Linked DNA regions of Homo sapiens: region 2 is linked to region 1. A link is a contact called in ENCODE Hi-C or POLR2A ChIA-PET data. All regions are on one chromosome and are shown on one strand. The core of a region is the stretch at or near the end of the contact, and the rest is flanking DNA. Distances in the headings are between cores, read along the strand shown.

Region 1 (3,266 bases), core at 457-2,956:
TCATGTCGTGCAGCACATGGTGCTCAGGTCAGACTGGTGATGCCGACACGCTGGGCTCTGGGCATAACTGCTCCCTCTGCCATCAAAATGCAGCCGTGCTAAAGAGCAGCAGCTCAACAGCAAGTCAGTCAACTGTGGCTCTGCCGACAGGTACATGGGTGGTGCTGGCCCAGGGGGAGGTGGCAAGGCCTAGCCAGGACCGAAAGACACACGTGCCAGGCACAGAGTGGAATCAGCAGATGCTTGGCGCCCGAGCATTTGGGGAGCTGTCCCGGCCTCATACTACCTTTGTCCATCCTCTTACAGTCCCAAAGCCACTGGTTCCAAACCACCGGGCTAGGAGGAACGGTCCCACAGGCTCATCCAAGGATTCTGACCAGGTGAGCTTAAAGGCTGAGAGGAGATTCTGCAAAGGAGAAATGAGGCTCCCTGAGGCTCAGATTTCCAACTGGCCAGCCTCACTTCCTTATACTGGCTCAGGTCCCCCAGGGTCCCATAAGCTAGGGAAGACATAAGGACAGGAAAGAGGCATAAGGCCCCACTCTGCCAATAATAGCCTTAGACATCAGTCTTGTGAAGGTCACTGGCACCTTTCAGAGTATGATAACAGCTATGGACTGCAGAAAAGGGTGCAAACACATACTATTTTAGAGGGTTCATAGACCCTTTAATTCTACTGGTATCTCCTAGGTTAAGCGCCTTGACTATAAACTAGCAAGAGACAAGGGATTCTTTGGCCCACATTTTTCTTTACTTCAGCTGTCCACTCAGCTCAGCAGCACCAGCCTTCCCCTCCCAGGCCAAAGCAGGAAAAAAGAAAGGGAGACAAAACTCCAACCAGTCCATCTCGTTTTTTTTTTGTTTTTCTTTTCCATTTGGGGTTTTTACTGAAGATTTAGTAAGTGGTATTTCCATGAGATACCATCTCGTGGAAACCAAAAACCACTGTTTGGGAACTGCGTGATTATCAACCACGCTGTGCCCCAACAACCCCTAGAGAACCCAGGTACTGGACTTTCTCGGGGCGCTCCTCTCGTGAGTCCCCACTTCTAACCAGGGTGGCTCTTAGCTCAGTGTTCTAGCCCTGTCCCCAGGTGAGCCTGTCGCTCTCCGCTCCATAGGCTACGACTAAGAATCTTGACATCTGAGGAGAGGGCGAAGGGGCCCGAGCTTGCCGGCAAACTGAGGTAGGGTCTGTGCCCCTTCCTTACCGGACCCTCCGCCCCTCGTTCTCCCAAGAGTGCACACCCAAGGTAGGGGATCGGTCCAGGTCTGTCTCAAGAACTCGGGGTAGGAGCATTGATGAAGTCACCTCTGCAACTCAAAGCAGAGCACCAAGTAGCCTTGGTTTGAGACCCACAGGCTGGTGGCTGGGGAGGTGGGGGTAAACTCGCAAGCCCATTCTCACCCCACGGTCTCCATGCCTTTGCGCATGCGTAACACTTCGAGCCAGATTCTAACCCGGTCCGGCCCACGCATGCGCAGCTTTTCGGGGCGCCACTGGGGCGGGGCCCCAAACTTGGGGGGTGGTCGTCCCCGGCGGCACTCTGCAAAACTCCATTTCATCCCCAACTCCTCTGAGAACCCTCAGAGGCGAACCGCGAGGTCTCACCATTCCTAGACTGCCAGATCCAACAATTTCTCCGCGGCGACGGTAGCAGCCGCAGGGCCAAAGCCGGCTTCCGTGAGGTACGTCTACTTCCGGTTAACGAACCAGGGGGCTGGCAATCTCTTCCGGTTCGTCTTGGCAACGTGTGTGAAGGGGGCGTGGCCATGGTACGGAAAGTGTAAATATTTTACCAATAGCGGAAAGTAAAGGCTTTCCTAGTTGGGACAGCATATAGGGAAACGTTAAGGATTATAGGCACCGGAGAGGTAACCCGGCTTGAGGGGTTGGTTAAAGGGAAAGGCGAGACTTAGGGCGAGACCGAGCGGGGCTAATTGAGGCGACCCGGGGAGGGGCGGGACCGCGGACTGGATTTCGACTTCCAAATTCCCACGAGGTATAGGAGTCTGAGGGTTGCACAGGACCTTATGCATTGTTTGACTCCTCCAGAGCCTTTAGAGAAACTTCTATCAGGCCCGCCTGCTAGGCACTAGTCGGGGAGATAATGTAGCCAGGGAGATGTGGCGGACAGAAAGGGCAGAGAGGCTCTCTGAGGAGCGGATGGAGGATCGTGGGCCGCTTTACTGAGAAGGAAGAGACCCTGCGAGAAGGAGTAGTGTCGACTTGGTCCCGTCAGCCGGACCCCACCTGGACGGCTGGGGCCACTTGTGGTCGCCGGGAGGTAAGAGAGAAAACCAATGGAAGCACCTTCAGAGGAGAGTGCCTTGGAAGGAATCTTGGGGTGGGAGAACGAACCTGTCGGAAAAATTGGGAATTTGGGGCTGTGAGAGATGTTCCGGAAAACTAGAAAGACTGTTGTCTAAAAGAGGAATTCTGTTTTATGCTTCCTTTGCGAGGTACTAAAGTCTAGCAGCTATAGAGAGACATACTTCAGCTCAGAATAAGAAAGATTCAGTTCCAAAGCTGTCCATCAGAGGTGTCAAGAACACATAACATGGACATTGCTAGGGAATTCAAGTGTCAAATGAGAGACTGGCCCTTTTGGCCCTGACGGTATACTATGGCCCTCTGCTTCGAGAGTACCAACCTCATTTACTGTTCTGTGGACTTGTTTAATGAGTATGTACTTATTTTAACTCCCATGAAAGAGTGTGTGTTTTATTTTTTAACAGGCACTTGATTAAATATATTATGTAAACTTGTGAAAATATCAGAAAACCAATGAAATTTTTTTTTTTTGAGACAGAGTCCCGCTCCATAGCCCAGGCTGGAGTGCAGTGGCACAATCTCGGCTCACTGCAACCTCCGGCCCCCGGGTCTCGGTTCAGGCAATTCTCCTGCCTCAGCCTCCCGAGTAGCTAGGATTACAGGCACGTGCCACCATGCCCAGCTAAGTTTTTTTTTTTTTTTTTTTGTAGAGACAGGTTTTCACCATGTTGGCCAGGCTGGTCTTGAACTCCTGATCTCATGATCAGGCTGCCTCGGCCTCCCAAAGTGCTGGGATTACAGGCATGAGCCACAGCACCCGGCCTGAAATAATTTTTATAAAAAGTGATTACACAGAACATTAATAATATTAATGTTATTAAATATATATGAATTCATGATAACTATTAAAAACATACAAAGGAAAAGACAGTTGAAGGAAATGCACCAGAATGTTAACACATGTCCAAGTGGTAGTAGTAGTAATTCTTCT
Region 2 (2,600 bases), core at 1-2,500, 6.1 Mb after region 1:
ACATATATACATACATATATATAGTGATGTTTGGTCTTCACTCCTTAGATTCTATTTAATTAGTCTGGAATCAAGGCTTTTTTTTTTTTTTTTTTGAGACAGAGTCCCACTCTGTCGCCCAGGCTGGAGTTCAGTGGCGTGATCTCGGCTCACTGCAACCTCTGCCTCCCAGGTTCAAGCGATTCTCCTGCCTCAGGCTCCTGAGTAGCTGGGATTACAGGCTTGTGCCACTACGCCTGGCTAAATTTTGTATTTTTAGTAGATACAAGGTTTCACCATGTTGGTCAGCCTGGTCTCGAACTCCTGACCTCGTGATCCGCCCGCCTCGGCCTCCCAAAGTGCTGGGATTACGGGCGTGAGCCACCGCACCCGGCTAATCACGGCATTTTTATAAGCCTTGTGATTTCTGTGATTCTAATGTTTAGATTCTAATGCTTAGCCAGGGTTGAGAACCACCGATTTAATCCAATCCCTTCTCCTAGTTTTACTAAAGAGAAAACTATAACCTAGAATGGTGAGCAACTTGCCCAAAGTCACCCAACATGTTAGTGCAAGGTGCACCGAGAGAGATTGTACCAGTAGCAAGAATATGCTCATGATGTTTATAATTGTTCTCGCTGGAGTTAATCCCGGAAGCATTTCTTTTTAGTTCACAGAGGCCTTATATAAATTACTTTTTACTTTGGCACAGCACTTACGCTTCTGCTAACACTGAAATGGGTTCGCATTCCTGACCACAAAAGGACAGAGATGAAATTCTACATTCACACAGCCCGCCAAGTTAGCCAAGCTCCCTAGGAGGCTGTCTGAAGTGCCTAAAATGCTTCTCTACAATGATCACCCAGAGCTGAGAGACTTCAGTGGGGTAGTGAGAAGAAAGAGGGTTGGGAGAGACAGGAAAGCATCCTCTCCTTGAGGGAAGGAACTGGGAATCAACTGAGAACCAGCTAGCACTGCCAGGAGGTGAGGAGAGGGAAGGAGAATAATTTAAATGAGGCCAGGGAGCTTCTGCTCCCTCAATTAAACGGTGATAGACGGCCTGACACCACCAGCCCTCGAAGCCTGAGATCCACAGGAAATGTTAAAAACTGGCTTGGCAATATAAGTATTAGAAAATACTTCTTCCAACACTCACCAAAAACTAAGCTCCCAATAAAGAACACTTCACCTGCCCTCCGCAACCCTCTACCTCTCTTCCCCGCCAAGATCTTCACCCAAGGTCTCAAGAGGGCGGTTCCCAACCTCACGTGACACAGCGGTCACGTGACATGGCCCCGGGGAGCCGAGGTGAGCGTTCCAGCTTCCGGAGCCGGAGGGGGCCCGGCGTACCCAGCCCCCAGCCCGACGTGACCATGCTGTCCCGCCTCCTAAAAGAACACCAGGCCAAGCAGAATGAACGCAAGGAGCTGCAGGGTGAGCCAAATATCCTGTCGGCCGTTTTCTCTTCGGCCGCGGCCTAGCTTCAGCCCGGAGCCTGGATCTCGAGTAACTAACCATATCCAGGGAAAGACGCCAGCTAGCGGGCAACGGGCATGGGGGAGAGGGAATTTCAGAGAGGCTTTTTTTGAAACTCCTTTCCCTTGCCAACTGGCTCCGGTCCCTTGGGCAATACTCCGGTCCCCTCGGCAACGCCCCCAATCCCCGACCTGCCGCACCTTAGCCCCGCCCCTGCCCCGGAGCGCCCTGCCTATTGGCCCTGGGAGCCTCTCGTCCTGGCGGCGGGAAGGAGCGACTCTGGAGGGAGGAGGGTGTGGGGAACCCCCCAGAGATGGGCTTCTTGGAGGCCTGAAACCACCGGAACGGAGGTGGGGCACTTGTTTCCTGAGTCCGGGCTGGAAATCTCGGAGTTACCGATTCTGCGGCCGAGTAGTGGAGAAAGAGTGCCTGGGAGTCAGGAGTCCTGGGCGCTGCCGCTGACTTCCTGGCGTCCCTGAGTGAGTCCATTTCCCTCCCAGGGTACCAGTTTCCTCATCTCTAAAATGAAAGAGGTTGCGCTATGTTTTGCAAGGTCCTTTTCAGCTCCGGCATTCAGAGATTAGTTAAGAAATTTCGGCAACTAGCAGAATAGTAATGGATGGGTAGGGAACCTTTAACACTACCCCTCAAAAAACCAAGTCTCCCCTCCAATTCCTTTTCCCCCTCTCCCCAGAAAAGAGGAGGCGAGAGGCTATCACTGCAGCGACCTGCCTGACAGAAGCTTTGGTGGATCACCTCAATGTGGGGTATGGACCTCTTATCAACATCAGTTTCCTCCTTCCCCACCCCGCCCAAGTTTAGGCACTGGCCAGTCTGGCCCTCAAATAGCTGTTGAAGGGGTGGGATGTTCCACTAATTCCCCTATCCTACCCCGCCCCTCCCAGCTCTTTGTAGAGCAACTTGAGTCAACTCTGAGTCCTAGCACTGGGCAAGGGAGGAACAGCTGCCGTGGTTAGAGAAGCAGCCAGATTTCCCCTTCCCCACGTTAACTTCCCTGGCATTTACAACTTGATGCCATCTGCCCACCTCCCTTCACCCTTCCAAGTCCAGCTGTCACTTCAGCAGGAGGGAGAGCACCCTCCTTCATTACAGCTTACCACCCTCTCCTCTGCCTCCCACCCTCT

The links. A loop is a pair of places that touch in the nucleus more often than their neighbours do. ChIA-PET counts read pairs that join two places held with the same protein, here RNA polymerase II (POLR2A). Pooled maps may share reads with other maps.
Region 2: a loop to region 1 is called in a pooled map, with 25 times the contacts of the local background. The contact joins the promoter of BLOC1S1-RDH5 here to the promoter of MCRS1 in region 1. A Hi-C loop is called at or near these places in 1 of 37 single-sample maps with no recorded cell type and 2 of 50 pooled maps. POLR2A ChIA-PET finds 5 or more read pairs at or near these places in 2 of 52 experiments (activated T-cell and activated naive CD8-positive, alpha-beta T cell).

The regions. Positions count from the first base shown.
Region 1 is chr12:49,566,436-49,569,701 of GRCh38, forward strand. MCRS1 (microspherule protein 1) reads right to left here and starts at 1,707. Exons shown (of 15, transcript NM_006337.5): 1 at 1,613-1,707; 2 at 287-406. The coding sequence starts at 296. RefSeq lists enhancers at 1,003-1,806, 2,157-2,206.
Region 2 is chr12:55,714,784-55,717,383 of GRCh38, forward strand. It overlaps BLOC1S1-RDH5 (BLOC1S1-RDH5 readthrough), which reads left to right and starts at 1,251. Exons shown (of 6, transcript NR_037658.1): 1 at 1,251-1,413; 2 at 2,150-2,222. BLOC1S1 (biogenesis of lysosomal organelles complex 1 subunit 1) reads left to right here and starts at 1,263. Exons shown (of 4, transcript NM_001487.4): 1 at 1,263-1,413; 2 at 2,150-2,222. The coding sequence starts at 1,269. It also overlaps a transcript of ITGA7 not described here. RefSeq lists enhancers at 1,308-1,447, 1,728-1,967.